6 separate regions of the Homo sapiens genome follow, and all the other regions are linked to region 1. The links are chromatin contacts, found by Hi-C or POLR2A ChIA-PET in ENCODE. All regions are on one chromosome and are shown on one strand. Each heading gives the region's core, a stretch centred on a gene start or an enhancer-like site at or near the end of the contact. The rest is flanking DNA. Distances are from core to core; before and after follow the strand shown.

Region 1 (4,309 bases), core at 1,077-3,576:
TAATAATAATAATAAAAAAAAGATAGTGTCAAACTATAAATAGAACTTTTTTTTAGTTTCATTTTTGTTGCTTGTTTGTTTTTACAACTAGTACTAGTCACTGTTGAACAAAACTGAATTCATTTGGGGGAATTTTAAGGCAAAGCTTTCAATGATTAATCTTTTATGTCACACTTTAATACCACGGATCATGAACTTGCTCCTGTCTCTTCTTCCGTTTGCCACACTAACATCAGGACCTGTGTGGTTTGCTTAAGTAGTCTAATTGGCCCAAGAAAAATGAACATTTGTGTTTATTTTCTTCATTATTCTCCACTATAACTTCTGAACATTATAAGGTGGAATGCTTAATTTAGGATGCTAAATAAAAATCTGGAATTTGGTAAAATAAGCTTAGACTTATCCACTAATTATAAAGTTTTCTAGTCAGAATAGAATTAAACTAACCCACATCTTCCTGTAGTCAGGGCTTCAGTGAGCTCTACAAGCAAATGTAGTCACTCTACATTTGCTTGTAGAGCTAATGCAGTATTGTAGAAAGAGTGGGAACTAGAGGAGACCCAAGACAAAGGTCTTAAAAGCTGAGTCTCAATTTCCCTATCCATAAAATAGAGAAAATGTCTGCTCTGCACACCTTAAAGGATTATCATAAGAAACAAGCATGTTAATGTACACAGAAAGGACTTGGAACGCTGAGAGCACTACAGGAGTCAAAGTTGTTTTTATTAGTTTAGTCCAAGAGATCTTCTGTTAGTGGGAAGACCCAATCTTCTTGATAGTCATGCTGTTGTCACAGCAAATCCCTCTCCCTCAAATGACATTCACATAGAATCTTCTTTGTGCTTTCTTATGAAATGCATAGAAGAAGGCAGGGAAGAGAAAAGGAAACATTTCTGAGCATCTCCTATGCTCCAGGGTCCATATCCAGGGTGTAGGAACTTTACATCTACTATCTCATTGACAATGTTCAACCACTTCTGCCTGCAGAGAACTCAGCCTGCCCTGGCTGACCTGTCCTTCATGCAGCCTGTGCCCTCGTGCTGACCACAGCACCAGGGATCATCTGCTGCCCTCAGAGATGAAGGGACTAGTCAATGTTCTCATCACTTCTCTGTAGACTGTTCTCTATACTTGTCACCAAAACAGTTTGTACTAGAACTTTTTCAGAATTTAAATTACTATCTCTAAATCAAGCATATTTTCCAAAGTTGCCTTTGTTTTCTAATACATCAAAGCATGACTGTCCATTAAAGTCTAAAACAGAACCAGAAGATTCTTAAATCCCTCTCAGGAAGATACTAAGTCACTTACTTAACTAACAGCACCTTTTGGATGAACCTTTTTGTAGGGAATAAGAGATGTGGGCTCTGTCCTCTGAAACCATCCAGGGCATTTGAAACATCCTCTCAGGTGCCATAATGACCACCAGTTTGCTAAGGGAAAAATATTCTATCCCAATTCTGTAAATAGAATTATCTCAGGAACCACTGAGAACCATAAGGGACTTACTTGCTTTACCAAATAGGCGTCCCTCTATAAGGCTTCAGACCTCTTTCCCTTAGGTCTACCGTGATTAGAGCCTCGAAACCAAAACAAGTTCCACATGGTCTCACAGCTGGTCTGAAAGTAGCAGGACCTATTTTAAATCAAAATGGCCCTCAGAAAACCAGGGACATAGAAGTTTCCGACATATCTCAAATTAAGGATCTGACTATGAGGACGTCCCCAAGAGGTAGGCAGATGCTGACCTTCCAAAGTCTTATTTGAGCATCTGGATGCTGTCTAAAGTTGTCAGCCTTTGACAAACCATCTCCATGTTTGCTGTTTTATCTCATTAGACTCCCCAAACAGCACTCCCCATAGGGCCACTGGAAGGCATTACTCGTCAGTTTCAACCGAACAGTTTTAAAGCTCGTGCTTAGGCCAGGCGAGGTGGCTCATGCCTGTAATCCTGGCACTTTGGGAGGCCGAGGCAGGTGGATCACCTGATATCAGGAGTTCAAGACCAGCCTGGCCAGCATGGTGAAACCCCATCTCTACTAAAAATACAAAAAAAAGCCAGATGTGGTGGTGTGTGCCTGTAATCCCAGCTACTTGGGACGATGAGGCAGGAGAATCCCTTGAACCCGAAAGGCAGAGGTTGCAGTGAGCCCAGATCATACCACTGCACTCCAGCCTGGGCAACAGAGTGGAGACTCCGCCTCAAAAAAAATAAAATATAAAATAAAATCAAGCTCGTGCTTAAAAAGCTTCTGCCCTTTCAGAGGCAATTCCCCTTCACACCACAGGAGGGATAGGTTTGACAGTGCTCTTGCCTCACTGAAGTAGCTGTGGAGGGTTCGCCCTCCCCTGTGCCACATGTTTCACCTCTCTGCATACTGTGTTAAATATCAAGTAGAACGCTGGCAGAGAGAATCCTATTTCAAACATACAGGCAATGATTCTCAACCCAGGATCGAGCAGTGTACTTCACACCATCTGAGGACTTTTTTCCTTGACATACACCCCTAACCCACCTACCTCCACCTCCAACCCACCGAGCCTTTGATAAGCCACCTCCTTCCTCTTTCTCCTTCTCACACTGCCTCGGGATCCGCTGGTAGAGATACTCTTTCATAATTTGGGGTTGCTGCCAGAAATTGTGTCACACTGCAGAGGGAGTAAGTAACTCCTCGCCCACATTCCAAATTCGTTTATATTTTAGACAAGTCAGGTCAGGAATAAATTGGTAAACTAAAGATGGTGAAAAATATGTGTCCTCAGCATGGCTCTAGGCAGCCTATCCAGCTAAAATTGTCCAAAACATTTAAGGACACAAGTCACATTAGAAGAATATGGTAAGGCTGGGCGCGGTGGCTCACGCTTGTAATCCCAGCACTTTGGGAGGCCGAGGTGGGCGGATCACAAGGTCAGGAGATCGAGTCCACGGTGAAACCCTGTCTCTACTAAAAATACAAAAAATGAGCCGGGCATGGTGGTGGGTGCCTGTAGTCCCAGCTACTCGGGAGGCTGAGGTAGGAAAATGGCGTGAACCCGGGAGGCGGAGCTTGCAGTGAGCCGAGGTCGTGCCACTGCACTCCAGCCTGGGCGACAGAGCGAGACTCCGTCAAAAAAAAAAAAAGAAGAAGAAGAATATGGTAAAATAGACATCAAGGATGCTTCCAGAAAATAAGCCCTTTTTGTTTCCACACTCCATACCAACAGGAACTGTTGGTGGGTTTTATTATTCAAGGAAAACAGTGAATGCCTTTGATAGTAGCAAGTATCACCAAGTAATCCCCAAGGCCTGAGAAGTCCACACTTCCAAGTCTGTCTCTTCTGGTGATGGTTCCCAAATTTACTGTGCATCAGGGCCACCTGGGCAGCCTGGTGAAATGGAGATTCCAAAAGACTGGAGTGGACCCTGGAATCAACAGGCACCTCAATGTTTGGAATGCACGGTAAAGTTTGTAAAGCCTGCCGTAGGTCAAACATCAGATCTTAGTGCATTCAGAATTGCCCCATCCACAGTTAGTGTGAAAGAACTCCCTGTAAGGTCTCCAACAATCCCTACCCCAATGCGTTCCTGCTTTCTCTTCAAGAAGAATAATTCTACCCTGATCCCTGCTTCCCATCTTCGGATCGTTCCAGACCTGGTTCTTTCATGTAATTCTCCACCTGGATCACACACCTGGAACATTACCCAGAAGGTCTCTTCTGCATTCCCACGTACCCTGTCCCTTGAATTTGTTTTTCTTTTTTCTTTACTTTTCTTTCTTTTAAGATAGGTTCTCTTTCTGTCACCCATGGTAGAGTTCAGTGGCGTGATCAATAGCTCACTGCACCCTCAACCTCTGGGCTCAAGTGATCCTCCTACCTCAGCCTCCCGAGTAGCTGGGACCACAGGCATGTACCACCACACTTGGATAATTTTCTTTTAATGATTTTGTAGATACAAGAGTCTCAGTATGTTTCCCAGACTAGTCTCAAACTCCTGGGCTCAAGGGATCCTCCTCCATCAGCTTCACAAAGTGCTAGGATTACAGGCATGAACCACCATGTCCTGCTGTCCCTTGAATTTGCTCTCTGGAAGATATTCTTGATTCTGAAACTTTTCTCCCCTTCCCTTAACTGCACCCTATATTTCACTAAATGAATGGAAAAGTGGAAGGAAATCACAGTTGTTGTGTTCCTTCTTGTGGCAAGCACAATGGGAGGCTCTTCATGCACTCTTATTCTTCACTTATCACTTATTGAGGTCCCTGATAGAAAAAAATCAGAGAGGCTGGGCGCAGTGGCTCACACCTGTAATCCCAGCACTTTGGGAGGC
Region 2 (4,309 bases), core at 750-3,249, 450 kb after region 1:
AGAGTAAGCATTCAGTAAGTATTTCATGAATGGGCAGTGGTCCAAACAACAATTAACAAGCATAGAAAGGAGAAAATGACCACAGTTATGTTTAATGTTTAATGTCCTTGTGAACCATTCCACTATGTTTCCTTAGAAAGAAAATAAGTCATTGAAAGCTTTGAACTATATTGCTATGGTAGGTTAGATTTTTTTTTTTTTTTTTTAACCATCCTGAAGGTTTGGAAATACTGTAAGTTGAAATTCATCATCCAGGGCATAATGATCCATCTATGACCTCAGCTGGGCTTCAGTAAAAGCAGCAAGTGGGCAAATACCAAGCACAGACACAGAAAATGGAATGCTTTGTTATGTGTAACTATAGGGTATGTTGAGAGAAAATGCATAACCAGAAGTTACTCGAATGTTTGGTGTTCACACTCTTCCACATGCATTAACCACAGAGTGAGTGACACGTCTTACTATGTCTACAAAAGGGACCTCCAGCTGCCACTGACCTGTTGTATGTCTTTGACGTTGTGTATTTCAGGATTCTGAGAAACGAACCCCTCTTCATGTGGCCGCATTTCTGGGAGATGCAGAGATCATTGAACTCCTGATTTTGTCAGGTAAATAACTGCTATACTCAAAAGTCAATTGCAAATAAAAATTTAAATAACCAATTTACTAGATTGACTACTACAGTGAACCCAAGCAAAATTCCTTTGTTATGTTCATGGAAGTTTATGTGATAGGCGATTTTATCATTACACAAAGAAAAATGCAAGAAGTTGTTCTTATTGAAAAATGACTTCTCCAGTAACATTTTTATCTTGCTTTGAAAGTCTGATTCCTGGCTGTCTAGTCAGGCCCAGCATTGTAGATGAATTCAGTACATTTGGATATATTTTGATTTTTTTATTATACAAAAGGAAATAAAACTAGTTTAAAGTCTACATGAACATACACCTATACACACTATGTATAGTGAGTATATATACACACTATGTATAGTGAGTATATATACACACTACATAAACATGCTACATAAACACTATGTATAGCATGTATACACTATATACTCTCTCTCTATATATACATGCTATATAAACACTATGTATAGCATGTATACACTATATATGCTATTATATATGCACACTGTATATATGCCATATATATATGCACACCCTAGATTTATATGCCAACTAAATGTGTTTGTATATTTATATATATTTAAGTTGGGCTGCAAAACAATACTGTTATACTTATGGATACATGACTGTGACTATGTGATGAAAGCATAAAAACATGGAAGGCAAGGAACCATATTGATTTCTGGTTAGTGGTTACCTCTAAGTAGGCAGGTTAAGTAAAAAATGTCTTCAGGGAAGGCTATAAAAGAACTACTACAACTCTCTGTAAAATATTTTATGTTTAAAAATTTAGAAGGGAGTATAGCAAACATTTAAATCTGATTTGTGTTTATACTGGTCTTTGTGATGCTATTGTCTTTATTTTTCAATGTATTTTAAATATTTCATCAGATTTAAAAATGCCAGTGGTTTAATTTTTGGAAACCTGTATGCTCAGTATATCTCACCAAACAGGTTTCCAAAACCATTATATGCTTTCTCCCTTGAGTGTTTACTAGACAAATCCTGGAATGAATTGAGCATGTGCAGATGTCTCACTGTAGATTATTCACAGACAAGCTGTCTTTCTTCTTCCTCTTTTATGTTTGGGAGATTAACATCTAGAGGAAGTGCCACTGCCTACAGACTAGTCAAAAGGCCTATAGTAAGTTTTCGCCTTTGTTTGCAGTAAGGAAAGGGGAACTGTAGCATCTTAAAGTAAGCTCTGCAGAGGTAGGAGCTGAGACATGCATTCAAGCAGATGTGGTGAACACTGTGGACAAGAAACAAGAATTGTGCTGTGATGCATAAGCAACACGGCCCTTATTTTGTTGTGTTCATGTTCTTGAGGTGGGTTTCCCCAGGAAACAAGTGTTCTGTGCCTCAAAACACGTGTGCCCCACGCTCCTGATGGTCACATGGAGCTTAGGTTAGATTTCACATGGCATTTCTTGTGCTTTTGAGAATAGGCCTTTCTTCCAACAAATCTAAAGATGTCCCAGGGCCATGTTCCAAACAAATGTGTATTGTTTGGTGTTGGCACAGACTAAGGGCCAATGCACACCTGGCTGGTTGCCCTGGCAATTGCAATTTGGCCCGTGGAAAATTGTAGGCAGAATCAGTGGAGGTATAAAATAAAGAACTTTGTGGTATGACATCTATTGGTCCCCATCAGCTATACCCGCCTCTTTTTTATTTTGTATTTTATTTTATTTATTTATTTATTTATTTTTGAGACGGAGTCTTGCTCTGTAGCCCAGGCTGGAGTGCAGTGGCGTGATCTCAGCTCACTGCAACCTCTGCCTCTTGGGTTCAAGCGATTCTTCTGCCTCAGCCTTCCGAGTAGCTGGGACCACAGGCGCGTGCCACCACGCCTGGCTAATTTTTTGTATTTTTAGTAGAGATGGGGTTTCACCATGTTAGCCAGGATAGTCTCGATCTCCTGACCTTGTGATCCGCCTGCCTTGGCCTCCCAAAGTGCTGGGATTACAGGTGTGAGCCACCGTGCCCAGCCCACCCACCTCTTAAATGTTGTATTAATAGACCTCTCAGAGTCTCAGAGGAATGTTTCATGAATGTACAAATTCAGAACTTTGTCTTATATGCCAACTTTGTGTTGTTGTTGTTGTTTCTACATCTGAAAGGGGAGATTTTAATTCTGCAGCATGAAGTCAACCAGTCTCTTTTTTTTCTTGTATCTGGGGCCAGTGATTGTTTGACAAACATGGTTTCACATCACCTTCACAAGGGCATAGAATCCACCAGCCTCTCTTCAACTCTGGCTGATTTAGTAGAGCTGGGAGAAGCTGTTGCATATATTTTAATCTATTCACTTGTTTGGTCTTGGAATTTCTGAGCTCTTAATCTCTTTAGCATAATTTTGGTTCAATGTGCTATGGAAAATTTCCTCCTCCCTCTCATCAAATTAAGAAGACTTAGGGCATGGGGAGCATTGGGAAAGTTTTCTTTTTTAGCAATTTTATTTACCTGTGGAAGCTGAGGCAAACTCTTGGAATTCACTTGACTTTTATTTTCCCAAAAAGTCCTTTACTCAATTTATATATTAAGTTCATAATATTGCAAGAGCATGATGATTTTATCTCTGAGCTTGTGTCTGGCAGCTGAGCCTTTAGGGAATCCAACCAAACTGTTTCCTAATTTAATAATGAATGAGGTGCTAATGATTACCATGTTGGACAAATAATTCGGCCTTGCCAGAACAGCCCATTATAGCTGTGTTCTCCATTGTTGTATTAACCTACAGAGCATGGTGTAACCCAAGCTTGCTAAATTCCTGCTGGCATTATCTCCTGTTAGCCAGGTGGATAGAACCCTGAATGCCTCTGAGCAGACAGGGAAGACAAGGTCTTGGCGAAGAATTCAGCCCTTGGAAATTTCACTTTCTTACAACTGCCAGTCCAGGGTCTGGCTTTATTTCCCTCCTGACTCTAGCTTCTGTTTGGGAACTGGTCGAATCTGGATTAAGTCAGAGAGATCAGTGAGAACCAATCAGTGGCTAAGAGTTAAGATACTGGGGTTGAGATATAGAAAGCAGAGTGCACAGAAAAAGGACCACAGTAGAAATATCTTACAAAGGCTAGGTGTGGTGGCTTAAGCCTATAATCCCAACACTTTGGGAGGCTGAGGTGGGAGGATCACTTGAGGTCAGGAGTTCAAGACCAGCCTGGCCAACATGATGAAACCCATCTCTACTAAAATTACAAAAATTAGCTGAATGTGGTGGTGGGTGCCTGTAATCCCAGCTACTCAGGAGGCTGAGGCAGGAGAATCACTTGAGCCTGGGAGGCAGAGGTTGCAGTGAGCTGAGATCGCACCACTGTACTCCAGCCTGGGTGACAGAGTAAGACTCCATCTCCACTATTCACAATAGCAAAGACTTGGAACCAACCCAAATGTCCAACAATGATAGACTGGATTAAGAAAATGTGGCACATATACACCATGGAATACTATGCAGCCATAAAAAATGACGTGTTCATGTCCTTTGTAGGGACATGGATGAAATTGGAAATCATCATTCTCAGTAAACTATTGCAAGAACAAAAAACCAAACACCGCATGTTCTGACTCATAGGTGGGAATTGAACAGTGAGAACACATGGACACAGGAAGGGGAACATCACACTCTGGGGACTGTTGTGGGGTGGGGGGAGGGGGGAGGGATAGCATTAGGAGAT
Region 3 (4,309 bases), core at 1,322-3,821, 410 kb before region 1:
CCCTTTTTGCCTTGGCTGCTGGGAGGCTTAGAAATAATTATTAGTACTCGCTTTCAATGAATGTATTAGCCTAGGTTTGGGTGGCATATTTATTTCCCTCTCCCTGTAAAAGCATTCAAATTATTATCTAATTGCATATATCTTTCCTTATAAACATTATATCTTTTATGGAGACAGTCAGGGTGTAAATTATAGATAAATTGAGAAATATCAATGGTTGTGGAGCAAGAGAGCTGGAATCTGAACAAATGCTTAATGAAACACAGACCTGACTATATCCAAGTCCTAAAATGCATGTTTTTTGAAGAGGGTTTATGATGAAGTTGATGTAACTGACCCATAAAAGAGAGGGTTAACATTCTACTAATACAATGACATCCTTTACTTTGAGAAATAGTGATATTTAACTAACATCATTTCTTTACACTGTTTCACTGAAACTTCACATCAGTGGGCTCCCTTGTGCCTGTAATATTGTAAATTAGCTATTTTTTAATATATGTACTGAATTACACACATATGTCTTCATGGTCCCTGTTGAGACTGATAATTCCAGCTATTCTGTATGAGTTTGTGATAGCCAAAACAACCATAAAATATAACTAAACAGCCAGTAGGTTATCAGAAGTGAATAAAAACAAACAAGAGGGGGGTGGGGTGGTTAAAACACATTTTGACTCAATTTTTAGTTGCCAATTTCTAGATTTCCAATGAGTTTTATTTTTTATCATGTGTAGTGAGCTCAATGCTGATCCCCAAAGATACTCATTTCCTGGAAAAGCAGATCATTGTGCATATTATAGCTTCTTCTATGTGTCATGATCTGATCCTATTTTTTAATTAAAATACCACATCATCAATATTGAGGAACATTTTTAAATCCAGCCATCCAAAGCAACAGTTGTTTTCATTCACAACTTCTAATCCTTATTTTCATGAATCTGTTTCTGTAATCTAAAGATTACCTTCTAATCTTATCTTCATGAATCTGTTTCTATTTCATGGTATCTACACACAACAAGCTGCTCACTTGGTATTGCAGAGATATAGGGGTGACTATCGCTCACCTAAAGAACCTTCCTAGGAAAATGAAAGCAGGTGCCTTTAGAAACTGGTAAAAGGTTTTGGGCACAGCTCAGTTTCTAGAAGGCAGATCAACAATCATTCCACAGGGTCCTTTGCAGCAAAGGCAGCTTTCTGTTGCTCCAAAGGGCACTAAAGTAAGAAAAATGCTCTAGTCTCATTCTTGAAATATTAACACTACAGAGACAGAAGCCCAGAGCACAAAGACAGAATCTTGGCTATATATCAGCAGCCTCTCCAGGAAGAGAATCCTTCATCACATTATGTACACCCACCAAAGGTTCCAGACTATTGGGAAAATTTAGATTCTAAAAATATATGTGGCAAAAATAAACTGCGAATAAACATAAATATAAACATTATACATGCAATGACTAAAAACATGGGGGAAATGAGGCAACACGCCTCCAGAGTTCTTAAGAGGAAAATTCCACTCTGGTAGGGCATTTGGGACATATATATATACTCCAAAAGTTATACTTCCTTTACCTGAAATTCAAATTTATCTTGATGCCTTGTATTTCCATTTACCAAATCTAGCAACCCTACCCTATTGTACCAAAAATTAATTTAGCCTTAGGTATGCAAGCACACATGCCCACACACATACACATTAAATGGGATGAAAGGAGCTGCCCATCTTCAGAAAATTAATGCCATTATCACTCAACAATAATGATAACTTACTTCTGCATCAAAACATCACAAACTTCATTTTCTCATGTTTTATGTCAACAGACTTCTCACCCTGTCTTTTAACAACTCCAGTCCTTTTATGTTGTTTCCCTAGAAGGGAAGAAACTGGTGAACTGTCCCTCTTTTCTCTTAGCTTAAAATATCCTTTTCTAGATACCTAGGAATCATCTCTGAATATATTAAGCCTCCTTCAGCTGCTGGCCTAAGTGCCTTAATCAGCATTCCTATTTCAACAAGGATTTATTAAGCAGTTATTATATTCACACATTAACTGTGTTATCAAGATGTGGATGTCCCCATTTTTTTAATTAGAAAAGGAAAAGTCTGAGTGGAAGAAATGTGCACTGTTTGCTCAGCTAAAAAGAAGTCCTCAGTCCCCTTGCATCTTTCAGCACCGCCTTTTGTGATATCGGCTGTCCACGGCCTCCCTGCCCCTGTCACCAGCCTTGCCTCTCCACCTCAGGCGAGTTGCCTGCAACCCTTTGCCTCTGCCCAGTTAACCAGTCTCAGCCTTCCCTGACCACCGCCCACACCTGTTACACATTCACAGTGCCGCATACTTTTTTATTGCAGTCTGCCCGTCAACACTGAGGTGAGTCTTTAATGAATGTCTGCCTTCCCCTCAAGACTATAATATCCTTGTGAACAGGACTGCAGGACCTAACACAGGGTCTAACATAGGGTAGGCAGTCAGTAAATATAATGCAATGAAGAAACTGAAGTGTGAAAGAAAGACTTCTTGAACACTAGCCTGGAGGGACTTTCCAGGCACGATGTGCAGTTTCCATTTCAAGGCCTCAAAGAGAACTTTCCTTTGCCATCAACAGAGTGAGCATGATCTGTGAATGGATGGCTGGAGATCATATTAACCCTGGTACAAGAAGGGCATTTTCACCTTTGAAATCTGCTGGTGAATTTGCCATAATTTCACATCTTTTTTACTCATTGCCTATGCAGGGAGATAAAGCGTATATCTCACTGCCCCTATCACTTAGCACTCGGAAAATCTTGAAGTGAAGTTCTAAGTTAACACACATAAAGAAGGAGAAATAAAGGAGGGTGGAAGTGAGGGAGCGAGGGTGGAAGGAAGGAAAGTTTAAAAAGAAAATCCTTTAAAAACTCACCTCCCTACCCTGCCTTGTCTGAATATTTTATTTTCACTAAGCTATCTTAGGAACCGAAAGCTAGAAAATGACTATTTCTAGATGTGTTAATGGCCTCATGATTTCCTTTCATGTTCTGCAGCAGCAGCTAAATTAGCAGTAAGCACTTTTATGTTCATTGGCTAAGTTGGACCTTTTTAAGAACCTAAAATTGAAAACAGAACTTAAATTTCAAATAGTCTGACATGGCAAGTCTATTTTCATTCAAAATACTTCTTATACAAAAAGATGCAGGAGGCGTTTATCCTGACCAAAAATGCTATAATTTCATATTTTTTGGCATATGAGACTGAAATATGTTTAGATACTTAGGTTTTCAATGTTGGAATATTTTTCTTAAGTCTATTCTTTCCAGTATTTAAGATTTATTAACAAAAATGTGTAACAGTACTCATCTAATTCTTAGATTTATTATTTAAATATGACCACCCTAGACTTTATAAACAATACTGACTACTAAATCTTTGTATTTCTTTCAAGAGCCACAAAGTTTTTTTTAACCAAATACATCACGAACTTGACTTGGACACACATTCTACAGATAAGTTAGCCAGAGCCTCTTTAGAATTAATGTTGGAAGTAAGCCTAAGTCATATCAGTAGGACACAGTCAATGCAATAAAGATATTCATTCAAAGAGTACCCCCAAATGACAAATTCATTCAGAATGTTTTAATCAGTTAAATGTTCCCTGGCATTGGCACATGCAAGTGATCCATCAAGGAACTGAATGACTAATCCACTAAACTTCCCTGTAACTCTTCTCAATCTTTCCTGAAAGCAAAAAGAAGAGTAATTTAAATGAACCAAGTGTTTAAGATCTATTGAGTTTCCACAAAAGGCTAGCTACTGAGCAGAACATTTGTAGAAATTGGCCCAGCTTCCAGACTTGCTTTTAAAAAAAAAAGCTAAATATATTACATTGAATCCTTAAATAATGTTTAAAGTTTAATTTAATATATAGGAATATAGCAGTGAAATGACAGTTTACTTTCAGTTTTTAATTACCCTATAAGTTGAATAACTTATTCAAATAAGAATTTCTGGTCCTATGCATGCATTGAATAATATTAATCACTTCACTTTGAGGCATAAATTAAGCCACAGACTTGGTCAAGTTCCTTCTAATGGATTCTCTAATTAGGATATTCAGTTTTGTGGTGGAAAGAGGTCTTGAGGAATAACCTCAATCCATCAACCTTTTTCAACCACAACACTTTGTAATAGTTCCACCTCCAGCTCAGAAGTTTTATGAAAATATTTGTATAGGTCTGTATAGAGAATGTACAGTGAGAAGTTATTTGCATAGACCATATATTCTTCTGCGTAGGCCATATATTCTTCTGCAAACCACTTTAATGATGACAG
Region 4 (4,309 bases), core at 1,167-3,666, 400 kb after region 1:
AGTCAGTGCTGTGCCCTGCCTCATTTGTCATTCCAAAATACATTTTTTTCCTTCCTCCATCTAAACCATGTTCAGGCCTTGTTCAAGTCCTGCCTCCTCCAGAGACACCACTCTGGCTTCTTAGCCTTTCATGCTTCCCCTTTTCTGAATCAAGAAGGCTCCTAGAATATTATGGCTAAAGGCACCTCCAGATTACCTCTCCAATCTGTCATTGTGCAGAAGGACAACTTGGCATCCATTTGCATGAGGTCTGTAGAACATGGTTCAGTACTGTCTTACACAGTTTAAGTGTTTTGTGTGGGTTAGGCTTATTTCCCCAACTATATTTGGCAGTCTTTTAGGAAAGGACTATGTCACACATTTCTTTTGTATATTTCATAAAAATAGCATATTGTAGGTACTCAGAAAATGCTTTTGGCTCTGGTAGCACTTCTCTGTGCAATGTGGATAAGCACTGATAGAGGCTTGTTTGTTGTGGTACAAACTAGAAACAACCCAAATGCCCATTCGAAGGGGAATAATTGAATATGTTATGGCATATCCATACAATGGAATAGTATTATATATAGTTATTAAGAGAAATGATTTAATCCTGTAGCTATCGACCTGGGGGATGTCCTCAGTACATCATTATTTTTGCAAATTGTAAGAGAGGGAAATAAGCCAGGCATGGTGGTATGCATCTGTAATCCAGACTACTTGGATTACAGATACTTGGGTGGGAGGATCGCTTGAACCCAAGAATTTGAGACCACCCTGGACAATATAGCAAGACCCCCATCTCAAAAAAAGTGTGTGTGTGGGAAATAGTAAAATCCCATTTTCTGATAATAAATAACGATAATCTCATATATCTGTATCTGTACCTACCAACAAGAACACGGGCTGTTCACATTTGTGGTAGGAAAGGTTATTAAGTTTTTTCTTTATCTGTTTTTGTATTGTTGCAACAGGAAACCTACTAAGATTAAAATCCAGCAAACATAAGACAAAGATAAAATGCACAGGGGTTTTGATGCATTAGGTGTTTCCCATAGTACTTCCTATTTTTCAAACTTCGTGTGATTAAAAAAGTAAGTTTTATCCCTGACTAAATTTCAGTGTGGAAATAAAGAAATAAAGATAGCATGTACTTGGCTTAGGTATACTTGTTTTGTTCTTTCAGCTCGTTACGTAAAGATACATTTTTTTTTCTTTCTCATGACATGAAGATAAGCTTTCTTCTTACCAAAACCTAAACTGTGAAGGCAGCACCCAAGCCAAAAGCCTCGAGGCTCTGGTTTCTGTGGTGGGATGGGGAGAGAAGTAGGTTGCACAGATGTAGGATGCCAGCTGACTTCAGAACTTCCGGTCTCAGAGCTAACCAGGCTCGGCAAGCCACAAGAGAGAAGGAGCTTGCATAGGTGGAAGAGCAAAGAAAGCCAGTGCTGCAGAACTTCCGGTGCTCCTCCGCCGATGTCGGGCTGGCGCTGCTCCCGAGCCCTGTGTCCTGTGGAAGAAGTTGGTGAGAATCGTTTTGAATGTAGGCAGCCACTCCTGAGGAGGCTAGCCCTTGCTACATTAAAGGTGGAGCTAGATTTACATTTTATTTTATTTTATTTTATTTTTTATTTTTCGAGATGGAGTCTTGCTGTCGCCCAGGCTGGAGTGCAGTAGCACGATTTCAGCTCACTGCAACCTCCACCTCCCGGGCTCAAGCGATTCACCTGCTTCAGCCTCCCGAGTAGCTGGGATTACAGGGGCACGCCACCATGCCTGGCTAATTTTTTGTATTTTTAGTAGAGACGGGGTTTCACCATGTTGGCCAGGCTGGTCTCAAACTCCTGGCCTCAGGTGATCCACCTGCCTCGGCCTCCCAAAGTGCTGGGATTACAGACGTGAGCCACCATGCCCGGTCAAATTTACCTTTTAGATTCACATATTACCACCAGAAGAATGCTTCCTCTGACAACTGAGCGGTACTCCATCCCCAGAGCCCTTTGTGCAGACTATTATTGCAGTTTCCTAACTTGTTATGACACTCCAGCCTTTTCCTCCAGGTCATCATACAATCCATTTTTAGAGTGATTGTTCTAAAGCACAAATCTTAGGTCACTCCCCTGCTCAAAAACCACCCACTGCTCCCCCAGTTCCACAGAAGAGAGCTCAAATTTCTTAGCTTGGTATTCAAGACCTTCCATGATAGGATCCCTGTCTACTACTCAGCTTACCTCACTTCTCCCCTCCTCCAGCCAAATGAAACTGTTCCCTGTGTATGTTCAGGCTCCCTAGCTTCTGCTCACAGCCTTCTGAATATGAAGAAGGGAAAGTCCCTTACCATTCCATCCGTCTCTACCTGTTTAAATCCTCCCCAGTCTTCAATATTCATTTCAGAGGCTGCGTCTTTCAGGAGGCCAGGTACAATTTCTCTCCCTTCTCCATGCACTTCTCCTGCGGCCTGTGCCTTACATTCTAGCTGTGCGTATTTGTATACTTCCTGTTACACCTTGGTAACCTCATCAAGGGAGAGACTGACTCTGACATTCCAGTGTCTGAATTTCTTTCTTTCTTTTTCTTTTTCTGTGTTTCTTTCTTTCTTTTTTTTTTTTTTTTTTTTTGAGACAGGATTTCACTCTGTCACCCAGGCTGGAGTGCAATGGTGTGAGCATGGCTCACTGCAGCCTCAATTTCCTGGGCTCAGTTGGTTCTCCCACCTCAGCCTCCCGAGTCGCTGGGACTACAGGTGTGCGCCACCGTGCCCAGCTAATTTTTGCATTTTTAGTGGAGATGTGGTTTCACCATGTGTCTAGGCTGGTCTGGAACTCCTGGATTCAAGTGATCCGCCTGCCTTGGTCTCCCAAAGTGTTGGGATTACAAGCATGAGCTACTGCGCCCGGCCTCCAGTGTCTGAATTTCTTATGCTCAGTAAATGTCTTATGCTTAATACATCTTTGTTGAATTGAATGTGGTTATCTGAAATGTACCAAATTAAGTTTTAGAAAACATATCTTTTATCCCCTGTTGGAGGGGGTAGTGTGTAAAGAAATAAAGGAGCTACGCACTGGGTTGGTGTCTGTGAAAGGAAATATGATATGACTTCTTTTTTTTTGCAGAATTTCCCATTTTCCCATTTTATATTATCGAATGTTTTCCAGTCTCTTAGGCTCCTCTCTCTTCCTGCTGCCTTATCCTTTCCCTTTGACATCTGTCACTGGATGTCCTTACCATGATTTTGGATGGGGAAATGAGAAGATGCTTCCTGAAAGACTACACTGAGGGGATTCTCTAATAGATTTTCATTCCATGTGACTTTTTCTGGCTGGGGAGGGAGTAGGGGACCTTCCAGTCATCTCAGGCAGAAACTAATTCAGGTCCTGATCAACCCACTGCCTTAAATTTTAGAATGGTTGCTATAACAATTTTAGAATGGTTGCTATAACAAGATGCCTTAGGAAAAAAAAAATTGACAATGGCCAGAACAGGAAGGTGACTCCGTTTTACACATGTCCCTAGTCCCTCACCTGTGGAGAGGTGGTGAGAGTTTAACTGCTTGCTGTCTTTCCAAGAATGCACGTGGAATTCAAAGAAAAGAACAGTAGAAGGGAAGGAGAGGGTTTAAAGGAAAATTGTCATGGGCTTTGGAAAGACCTGATTGTGTAAAAATTGCTTGCTGGTGTTTGGAAAGAACCCAGGTGCTAACAGATTTTAGACAAACCCAATCTGGAGTTGCCTAAATCATGAATGATTTAATGTGACTGAGTTAATCCATATATCTTGTATACAGTAGTTCCAGCCTCCTCAAATGTAGCAGGAGATTGCCACCTTTCTGAGAGTACCTTTCATTTCTACATGCTGATTTTGTTGTTGTTTTTAAAGGACACTTGAATTGCTTTATTTAGCTTCCAATTTGTGAGATTCTCAAAAATTAAAATTACTCATGACCACAAGAAGATACTTCTGTAGTTATGGATCATTTTCTGCTATTTTTTATAAGGAATACTTTTTTATTGTTGTCTTTTTTATAAGTGATGCACATACCAGGTAGTAATAAAAAGTCATGTTTTCCAGTGCACCCTAAAACTGAACTGCTGTCTCTATTTGAACAGACAAATAAATTATACTGAATATACCTACAACCCTGAAAATCATCTTCTGGCCATTTTTCTTTTTTCCCCACAAAGATCACTAAAGTGGTTTATATTGATTAACATTATTAAATCCACCTCTCATGTTTGCAACTACATGAATTCAATATGCAGTAAGATACAGTTATACAAAGAATGTAACCCAAGCCAAGATGAGAAATAAAACCTCTATACCAATTTTTCAA
Region 5 (4,309 bases), core at 1,043-3,542, 340 kb after region 1:
GCCAGATGCAAGAACAACTATTGTATGATTTTCATTTATATAAGGTACCTAGAGTAGTCAAATTCAGAGAGACAGGAAGTAGAATAGTGGTTACCAGGGATAAAGGGGGGAGGCAATGGGAAGTTATTGTTTAATTGGCACGGAGTTTCAGTATGGGCTAGGGAAAAATTTCTGGAGATGAATGATGGTAATGGTTGTATAATAATGTGAATGTACTTAATCCCAGTGAACTGTACACTTAAAGATGGTTAAAATGGTAAATTAAAAAATTTTTACTTTTTGTGGGTACATAGTAGGTGTATATATTTGTGGGGTACATGAAATGTTTTGATACATGCATGCAATGTGAAATAAGTACATCATGGAGAATGGGGCATCCATCCCCTCAAGCATTTATCCTTTGTGTTACAAATAATCCAATTATACTCTTTTAGTTATAAAATGGTAAATTTTATGTATACTTTACACAATAAAAAATTTGTCCAAAAATATTGAATTGTTTTAAGATACTAAATAAAAGAAAAAGGAACTGAAGAAAGTCATGATTGTTTTTTTCCCCGAAGTTTTATAATAATCACTAAAAAGCTGACTGTTACTGCCTGTTGATTCTTTTAATCAAGTAAAAAAAAAAAAAACTTCTGTGTTTCTGTGTGCTTTTAATTTGTTTTTTAAAGAATACCTCTTAAAAACTACTGTCATACCAAACTGAACTGGTAAATATTTAGCTTTCCCAGGTGGGTCTACATGGTACTCACATTTGTCCAACTGACTTCCTTTGCAAAATGATCTGAAAGAGAGCTAATCACCTTTACTATAAAGAAATCCTACACAGTGATAGCTGCCACCTCCAAGAGAGTCCTGGAATCTGCTTAAGCTCAGGCACCTGAAATTTTAAACACTAAACCTGTGCAAGGAGAGTGCTTTCTTCTTGGGGATTGGATTGGTGTTTTCACCTATTCTTCCATTTTTTTTTTGAAGATGAGCTGCTTGTAGAGGTTTGGAGACATCAACTGACTTCTCTCTTTTCTGTACCTCCTGAGGCACCCAAAGCATGAATACAGTTTTTTTCTTCTTCCTCTCTCTTTATAGACTTGGTCTTTGATCTGTGATCTATGAGAAGGCTGAAGCCCCCTTACAGGACAGTTTACAATTTACTGGGAGTACATGGAAGTCCTGGACTAGGGTGATGTGGCTGCCTCCCATTGCACAGGAGCGATTAGCTTAGGATACGAGCCTCTTGACTTGTTTATACACAGGGCCTTACATCCTCCCCTTTTGTATGCCATTTTCTGAAACACCAAGGCCTTTGTTTTAAATCTATTCTAAGGGGGATTAATGTATTTGTATATACATGAAGCCTTCTTGGGAAAGAATCTTAGAAGTGTATTTTTTAAAAATTCAAGCCTGAAAAGTAGATGTTTAACTTCAGGTTCATGACATATTTTTTTTCCTGTTCATCTGTCTCAATTTGATTTATTTCCTGGTGTAAAGACAAATGCACTTTGGTTTTGTTACTTTGATGTAGATAACTTGTGTTCAAGTTGTCTTTTGGCTCTGTGTGCTTACATTTACTTTTTATAAAGCCGTTGGTATATGGAGAACATCTAAATTTTGGAGCATTAAAGTTGAAAGGCCTTTCAAAGACACATAGTCAGAAACACATCATAGAACAGCAGGAATCTTTTGTACTCATGCTCCTGACAGTTAGGGATCTAGTTTTAACTGTTGTCAAGTTTAGACACCTAGTGATTTAGAAATGAGCCTGGTCCACTGTTGGACAGTCACTAGAAACTAGTTCATTATCTGAAATCTTTCCCTTTTTAATTGCTTAGGTCTTAGTGTTCTGCCATCTAGAGCATTAAATGAAAATGGTTTGAATCCAATGATACTATAAGCTTTGAAAAGAGGCTCAAATTACAGATCAATCACACATTTTCTCACAAACCACATATACAAAAGACAGCCCCTGTTAAGAAAGTATAAATTCAGAGTATCTTAAGAATCCCCTCCAAACAATTTTCTAAAGTTAGACCAGATAGATTAAGATTCCTTATTTTTAAACTGCACCCAGGCATTACGCTTTTCAAAGGCTCCTGCAATGTACAGCACAGATGCGTGATTAAACATTTCTTTATTTGGTGAACGTCTTACATGAAGCGCAGGGTCCTTCCTGCTCTGGCTTTCATTATCTGACTCCAGGAGCGTCGTTGCCTTTGTCAGGGCTCCAGCCCTACTGGCTCTGGCTGGCTTGTCCTGGCCGCTGTGTAGCTGCCTTCGATGGGGCAGCCTGGCTGGGGAAACCCAGGGGGCCGCCTCTTACCACACTGTCAGTGGCAACAGCAAAGCATGTAACAGCCTAGAAAAAAGGAAGTTCACAGGCAGGCCTGTAGTTCTTCTTTTGTTTTGGGGCCATAACTTACAATTTACAGATTCTCAATTCCAAAACTATGATGTTTAATGCAAGTCATGTTAGGTTTATTCCTTCTTGCTAGAAAAGAAGGGATACCTAGCTTATATCCAAATAGGAGCTTGCACGGTTGTTAATTTGGTTTTTCTTTCAGAGTTGGGGTGTGCCCACAGCAAGTGATTTATCTCTTGGTGAATAAGGCCCCAGGCTGCTCTATTGTGCCTGCCTTTTTTTGTCACTTAGCTTGTGTTTCTCACATGAGTGTTCTGTGTATGCTGAGGTGACTACTCAGGAAGCTGAGCTTCCAAATGATGGGAGCCCAGCCCCAGGAAGCGTAACCCCATAGACAGGGCTCTGTGAGGAACAGGCAGCATTCCCATCCTACCTCTGGTGTCTGCTTCTCTCTGAGTGTCTTCTTCATTCCTTCCTTTTCTAAAGACCGCCTTTCCAACTTCTTGGACCATAGTTGTGGAACATATGGCTACAGGTTCAGCCAAAGAGAGACTGACCCTCACTCTTCATCTCCTTCTCACATTCTCTGGACAGGGAATCTCCTTGGCTGCCCTGAGCTGAATACTTCTCTGGTTCAGTTAACTATTGCCTTGGGCCTCAGGGCAGCACCTTGGACAAATAACTCTTAGGAACTTGATTTGTAGATGTGTTTCACGGATGGAAGGAGAGCATTTTGGAAAAGGCAGTTAATCTGATAGGTGTGCACCCCTCTGGGGACATGATGAAGTGCCACAGTACAACTAGTACATACGCCTAGAGTATCAATTTCCCCTTTAGTTTTAGAAGAAACATGATTTTGATGTTAAAGCAAATATATATATATGTGTGTGTGTGTGTATGTATGTGTGTCTATACACACATATACACACACAGTAAGGTGGAACATACTCCTACAGTATCAATTTCCCCCCTACTTTTAGAGGAAACATGATTTTAATATTAAAGCAAATATATATATGTGTGTGTGTGTGTGTGTGTGTGTGTGTGTGTATGCATGTATGTGTGTCTATACACATATACACACACACTAAGGTAGAACATTTGCAAGAATTTTAAAGATAACCATAAGGGAGAATAATTAATTTTGTATTTAAGAGATGCTCCTCCGCTGTTAGGACACTTTGGTAGGATAGTTCAGAAAGTACTGACATTTCTGGCCAATTACAGGCTGGAGTTGGAAGTTTTTTTTGTTGTTGTTGTTTTTTAAGATGGAGCCTTGCTCTATTGCTCAGGCTGGAGTGTAGTGGCGCTTTCTCAGCTCACTGCAGCCTCCGCCTCCCAGGTTCTCCTGCCTCAGCCTCCCGAGCAGCTGGGATTACAGGCACCCACCGCCACGCCCGGCTAATTTTTGTATTTTTAGTAGAGATAGGGTTTCGCCATGTTGGTCGGGCTGGTCTCAAACTCCTGACCTCAGGTGATCTGCCCGCCTTGGCCTCCCAAAGTGCTGGGATTATAGGCGTGAGCCACCGTGCCTCGTCTTGGAGTTGGAAGTTTAGCATGATACCATGTTGAGTTATTGAGTATTTTTCTTGTTTTAGTTACGTGAGGCCAGAAGATTCACTGCTTGTGTATTACAGAATTGTGTACAGAATACTCCCATTGTGGGTGGCTGGGCTAAGAAACGTTAGTGTAATCTTTCAAGAACCCTGTGCGGATTATGAGTGTGTTTCTGGAATAAGGCAGAATAATGAGATTTAGCCAGTGTTGGAGGCATCAGTGGGCTTGTAAATAGTTAACTCTTTCACTTGCAGCCCACATAGAGTCGCCTGTCTGTATCTCCTCATAGCCCACTTCACATAGTATGACTTTGTTTTTCTGGGCCACAGAAAGAAGACAAAACTAACTGCAGAGCTTTCTCTTTACCTAGGTGAGATTCCAGCAGAAGTACTT
Region 6 (4,309 bases), core at 1,169-3,668, 290 kb after region 1:
CACCGAATATAGTCAACTGCTGAGTCTGAGTCTCATTTAATGAAGTAAACAAAGTGTTTGAATCACTGTCAAAGTACTGGCTAACACATTAAAAGCAGACCTTCTGATAAGTGTAGTCTTATCAATAAATTTTGCCAAATCTTCTGCTCCCTATTTTATTTGGAACTTGGCCACGAGTTGTTCAACCTTTCACAAAGTCAGGTCACCTATGACAACACCAATCTTGATATTTGAATTCCTAACACTATATGTTCACATCTGTCTGCATTTGTAATTCTCTCATTCACAAAGCCTCTCCATATAGGTGGAAGCATCTTACTGCTTTGTTTTGTCAGAAGACAAAGAGAGTTGTGTTTTACCACTTACCTACTGAAATACATATTCATTATAAATTACTCTCCTTTAATTTTTCCTTTATTGTACAATTAGGACAATATATTGTTGCTGGTTTTTTTTTTTTTGAAATTTGTATTGGTAGGTAATATTATCCACAAATTACCTTTCAGGATAGTAAGGGGAGTGTTAAAGATACTAGTTACAAAAAGAGGATGATGGTCTGATTGGGTGGAGAACTGCTGCCTCCTCACTTTGGCCCCAGGAACTTAGGTGCAGGCATGTCCGCGATGAATCAAATTGGATCTTGAGTGAATCTTCCAAATTAAGTCATTTGTTATCACTCTTCTGAAAGATGGCTCTATTTAAGTAGAGAATGCAGGGTCCTATTCAGTTTACTTACAAAGCCATGCAGGGTGTTCAGTAAATAGACATACCAATAACAGCAGTGAAGAACTGACTCATAGATGCAACATAAACAATCTGTTGTATGTCTGAGAAAGGCCTTAGAATTTTTTGTTTGTTTGTTTCCATGCAACATTGATAACAGAGGAGTGGAAGCCAGGAACAAAGTTCCTTGGTTCTTCTTGTCTGCATGATCTGAATTATAATCTATAAGACTAATAAAGGTAAATTTGAGATTTAGCTGCTTCGACAACCAGAGTGGCTGGATGGTAAATGTGAGGATATTAATGCTCCTTTCTCTCCTGTCTCATGTGGAATCTTTGGGGGAGGTTCTAAGAGTAGGGAGGAAGAATGGACATTTGGTTTGTGAATATACAGTAGAGGCAGATGTTTGGTCTTGACCAAAGAATTCTGTAGCTCTAGTTTGCTCTTCAAAGCTGTTCAATGCTGCCCTACAGGTTTGCTCTATGGCCTGCCAGGGGCACATGGGGCTGCCTGGGAGCACTTCCTCTCCACTTGCTTACTTAATTCTCCCTTCTCCAGATCTCAACTCCTGTCACTTTCTCAGGGAAGCCTGCCCTCACCCACCAGTCTGGTCTGATTCCTTTGTTGTGGGTTCACTTCAGAAGCATGTTTTCCCTTGAGATCCCTTATCTCAGTTTGTAATTACATTCATTAGCAGAGACTATGCGGTTTATGTTGGCATCTTCTGAGAGCAGGTTATCTTATTTATGCTCTCCGTTTATTCCCGTGCCTAGCCAGTGCCTGACAAGGTAGGGACTCAGTACATAGCTGTTCAATGAATAAGTGTTTGCTCCAAATTCCAGAACTATCAACAGCTACTATGCTTACGAATATGCCCGTTGTATCTGTAGCCCATGGTGTTTGACAGCTGTCTTCTATTTGTTGAAGAGCTTGGTAACTTGGGATTTTGTAGAGATCAGTAAGGACTGGTGGGAACACCCAAAAGACCCATCAACTCGGTGATTTAGGACTGCTTTGCTTCTCCAGGAACTCCACTCCACCCCCACCAGCAAAAACCAAACCCAGGGTGTTTGAATTTAACAATAGTATGTGTGTGTGCATATGTGTGTGTGTGTTTAGCTGGAAAGTGGCTGGAGAACAAGGTGGAAGGGCCAGAGCTTCTGTTCCCTCCACCCATAAATGTTTGGCAAACACCCTGTAAAGAATCACAATGTGTCCGCTGCCTCCTGGCATTAAACAAAGGGAGCATCATAATTGCGGTCCCTGGGATCTTCGGGGCGCTGCCACCACCTGATTCTGGGTTAGGGGAAGGGGGCGTAACCCCATCTCCCCGGTTAAAGTGGACGGCATGTGAGTGAGAGCCTTTCCTGCCCCCTCGGGGTGTGTCCCCGCGGGCTTCCCCACCCATATGTGTGAGACCCGTCAGGGAGGCCCGCGATCCGCCCAGGGCCCGGGGCCGGCCCGGCCGGGCGCCGCGTGCAGGTGCGGAAGGCAGGCGGCGGCCCGGTGCGGGCGCGGGGGCAGCGCCGGGGGCCGGGCTGCGCGGCTCGGCTGCGGGCGGCAGGAGGCAGCGTCGGCCCAGGCGGCGGGCGGCGAGCGAGCCAGCGCGCGGTGATGTCAGTGGCGGCCCGGCTGGCAGCAGCCGGTACTTCCTGTGGAAAGGCGGGCGGGCTCGGCTGCAAACCCCACTAGCCAGTGTCAGCCTCTCGGCGGGAGGAGGCGGCGGCGGAGGAGGAGCAGGGGGAGGGCTGTCAAATTCGGGAGCCAGATTTTTTCCCTTCTCCTGGCAATCCCTTCCGCTTCCCCGGCTCCCGGCGTGACATCTGCGGGCCGGGGACCTGCATGTGTGTGCGCGCGAAGGAGCGGAAGAATGGCAGTGCTCAAACTCACCGACCAGGTAGCGGGCGGCGGCGCCGGCGGGCGGGACGCGCGGGCGCGGGGCGGCGCGGAGCCCGGCGGGGGGATGGGGGCGCGGCTGGAGCGCGCCCGCGAGCTGTTTACTCGCGGCGAAGGGGAGGACTGTGTGCGGCCGCCGGTGCCTCCGAGAGCCCGCGGCGGCAGCTCCCCTCCGCCGCGCCGTCCCCGCCCTGGGCCGTCGGAACTGCGCGCCCGAGTCTGGGGCAGGGCCCGTGGGCGCTGGGCAGCCGGCGTGCGGGAGTGCGGCGGCCGCGGGCCCGGCGGGGCTGGGGAGGGGGCCGGGGGCTCGAGGTGCTCTCGGGACTCGCACCGCGCCGCGTTGCGTGGGCGCCGCCGGCCCGGGCCCCGGGGAGGAGGACGCTGCACGAAGAGGGAGAAAGGATCGCAGACTGGGACCCCTCCCCAAACCTAGCAGGAGTCCTGCCCAGAATGCGGCTCTTGTGTGGCCGGGCTGTCTTTATTTATCCGTTGGATGTGACATCCGACTTCCTCTTTAGTTGCGCCAGGCTGTGTGCGTGGTGCGGGATGGGGACCCCTGGAGACCGCCCTTTCGGATCGGGCCGGTCCCTCTGAGGAGGAGGTGAAGTCGGCTCGGAGCCTCCACTCACAGGCGGTGGGCTACGGTCTGCCTGTGTCTACCAGCTTTGTTGGCTTTCCTTGCTGAGACACCACACAGGGCAGCTCTGGAGTCCTGGCTTGGAGAGGTGGGGTTATTTGCTGAATCGGATTGACAGTCCTCGCCGCAGGTCTGTGGAATGGTAACAGCCACCTTCGCGGACTCTGCTGCTCTTACATTGACACTAACAGGCACCAAACCAAGTTGCATGACAAAACTCTTTGCAGCTCTTTCCACGAAAAAAGGAAACGGCTTGCTACCCCCACCCCCGTTTATTCGTGGGTAGTGAAAGGAACTTTGTTTTGGGGTCCTGGTAGGCAGAGAGGCAATCTTGACTTTGACTACAGGGTCAGACTTGCCAGCCCTTGGTATTAAATACCTCAAACTTGTCCATGGGTTGCATCTGCTGCCTTGCGTTCTCCAGTTAGTATCCAGCCAGAACATCTTGCAACTGAAGTGCAGTCCGTCACCACAATGATTTGCAATGATTTGTTCTCCTGCCTTTTAGATTCAATTTTTTTAGCTTGTTTTTCCTAAATATTTACAGGTGTTTGGCGGGGTTGGTGATGGGGAAATCACTGAGTTAAAATTCATGTTATTGTTAAATTTAGTAAGAAGAGCAGCTGGTACTTGTGATGAATGTATTTGTTCTCATTGGTTCCAGAGCATTTAAAAGTGTAAGTTGATATCAGGATTTCCTTCACCTTTTGGTCACATACTTTGCCAACTGTTAGACATTTGCGTATTTTAAATCCTACAGTTTTAGCGTGTCTTGGGCCTGTCATCTTTGCTAGTACACGTTGCTGTACTTGTCTGTTAATCCCTAGATCTTCAAAGTACAAAGAATGGTTCTAATAGGTATTGTTATCACATATAAGAAAGAACATCACATAGAAGTTTAGAGTTGTAAGGACTCTAAGGATGATCTAGCCCAAACCCTTCATTTTCTAAATGACAAAACAGATCTGGAGAAGTGAAGCAAGTCTTCCTCAAAGAATGCCAGCTATAGGCCTGCAGGACTGGGACTAGCTCTTGTCTTCTGCCTTCCAGGTG

What was found. A loop is a pair of places that touch in the nucleus more often than their neighbours do. ChIA-PET counts read pairs that join two places held with the same protein, here RNA polymerase II (POLR2A). Pooled maps may share reads with other maps.
Region 2: a pooled map shows a loop between it and region 1 (6-fold over the local background). The contact joins two enhancer-like sites. A Hi-C loop is called at or near these places in 6 of 37 single-sample maps with no recorded cell type and 3 of 50 pooled maps.
Region 3: a loop to region 1 is called in a map with no recorded cell type, with 4 times the contacts of the local background. The contact joins two enhancer-like sites. A Hi-C loop is called at or near these places in 6 of 37 single-sample maps with no recorded cell type and 2 of 50 pooled maps.
Region 4: a loop to region 1 is called in a map with no recorded cell type, with 2.6 times the contacts of the local background. The contact joins the promoter of ANKRD44-AS1 here to the enhancer-like site in region 1. A Hi-C loop is called at or near these places in 1 of 168 maps with a recorded cell type or tissue (mammary epithelial cell), 3 of 37 single-sample maps with no recorded cell type and 1 of 50 pooled maps.
Region 5: a map with no recorded cell type shows a loop between it and region 1 (2.7-fold over the local background). The contact joins two enhancer-like sites. A Hi-C loop is called at or near these places in 2 of 37 single-sample maps with no recorded cell type and 2 of 50 pooled maps. POLR2A ChIA-PET finds 5 or more read pairs at or near these places in 1 of 52 experiments (activated T-cell).
Region 6: a loop to region 1 is called in a map with no recorded cell type, with 2.7 times the contacts of the local background. The contact joins the promoter of ANKRD44 here to the enhancer-like site in region 1. A Hi-C loop is called at or near these places in 7 of 37 single-sample maps with no recorded cell type and 3 of 50 pooled maps.

The regions. Positions count from the first base shown.
Region 1 is chr2:197,597,771-197,602,079 of GRCh38, reverse strand. The region is part of intron 7 of RFTN2 (raftlin family member 2); the gene reads left to right. Among named protein-coding and RNA genes, the nearest start is that of RFTN2, 76 kb to the left of the region's middle. Within about 2 kb of position 2,326, at least 2 of the 41 ENCODE cell types and tissues checked have a DNase peak (open chromatin) inside an H3K27ac peak, as active enhancers do.
Region 2 is chr2:197,143,326-197,147,634 of GRCh38, reverse strand. It overlaps ANKRD44 (ankyrin repeat domain 44), which reads left to right. Exons shown (of 28, transcript NM_001195144.2): 3 at 530-608. Among named protein-coding and RNA genes, the nearest start is that of ANKRD44-AS1, 53 kb to the left of the region's middle. RefSeq lists an enhancer at 1,868-2,027. Within about 2 kb of position 1,999, at least 8 of the 41 ENCODE cell types and tissues checked have a DNase peak (open chromatin) inside an H3K27ac peak, as active enhancers do.
Region 3 is chr2:198,003,678-198,007,986 of GRCh38, reverse strand. All of the region lies in intron 1 of PLCL1 (phospholipase C like 1 (inactive)), which reads right to left. Among named protein-coding and RNA genes, the nearest start is that of PLCL1, 200 kb to the right of the region's middle. RefSeq lists an enhancer at 2,470-2,659. Within about 2 kb of position 2,571, at least 2 of the 41 ENCODE cell types and tissues checked have a DNase peak (open chromatin) inside an H3K27ac peak, as active enhancers do.
Region 4 is chr2:197,196,098-197,200,406 of GRCh38, reverse strand. It overlaps ANKRD44-AS1 (ANKRD44 antisense RNA 1), which reads right to left and starts at 2,416. Exons shown (of 2, transcript NR_135584.1): 1 at 2,318-2,416; 2 at 1,134-1,489. All of the region lies in intron 1 of ANKRD44 (ankyrin repeat domain 44), which reads left to right. RefSeq lists an enhancer at 1,301-1,370.
Region 5 is chr2:197,253,699-197,258,007 of GRCh38, reverse strand. The region is part of intron 1 of ANKRD44 (ankyrin repeat domain 44); the gene reads left to right. The region is part of intron 5 of ANKRD44-IT1 (ANKRD44 intronic transcript 1); the gene reads left to right. Among named protein-coding and RNA genes, the nearest start is that of ANKRD44-IT1, 47 kb to the left of the region's middle. RefSeq lists enhancers at 997-1,296, 1,413-2,069. Within about 2 kb of position 2,292, at least 25 of the 41 ENCODE cell types and tissues checked have a DNase peak (open chromatin) inside an H3K27ac peak, as active enhancers do.
Region 6 is chr2:197,308,889-197,313,197 of GRCh38, reverse strand. ANKRD44 (ankyrin repeat domain 44) reads left to right here and starts at 2,418. Exons shown (of 28, transcript NM_001195144.2): 1 at 2,418-2,620. The coding sequence starts at 2,594. It overlaps ANKRD44-DT (ANKRD44 divergent transcript), which reads right to left and starts at 2,132. Exons shown (of 4, transcript XR_923750.3): 1 at 500-2,132. RefSeq lists silencers at 2,103-2,182, 2,193-2,512, 2,563-2,942 and enhancers at 3,066-3,567, 4,019-4,078.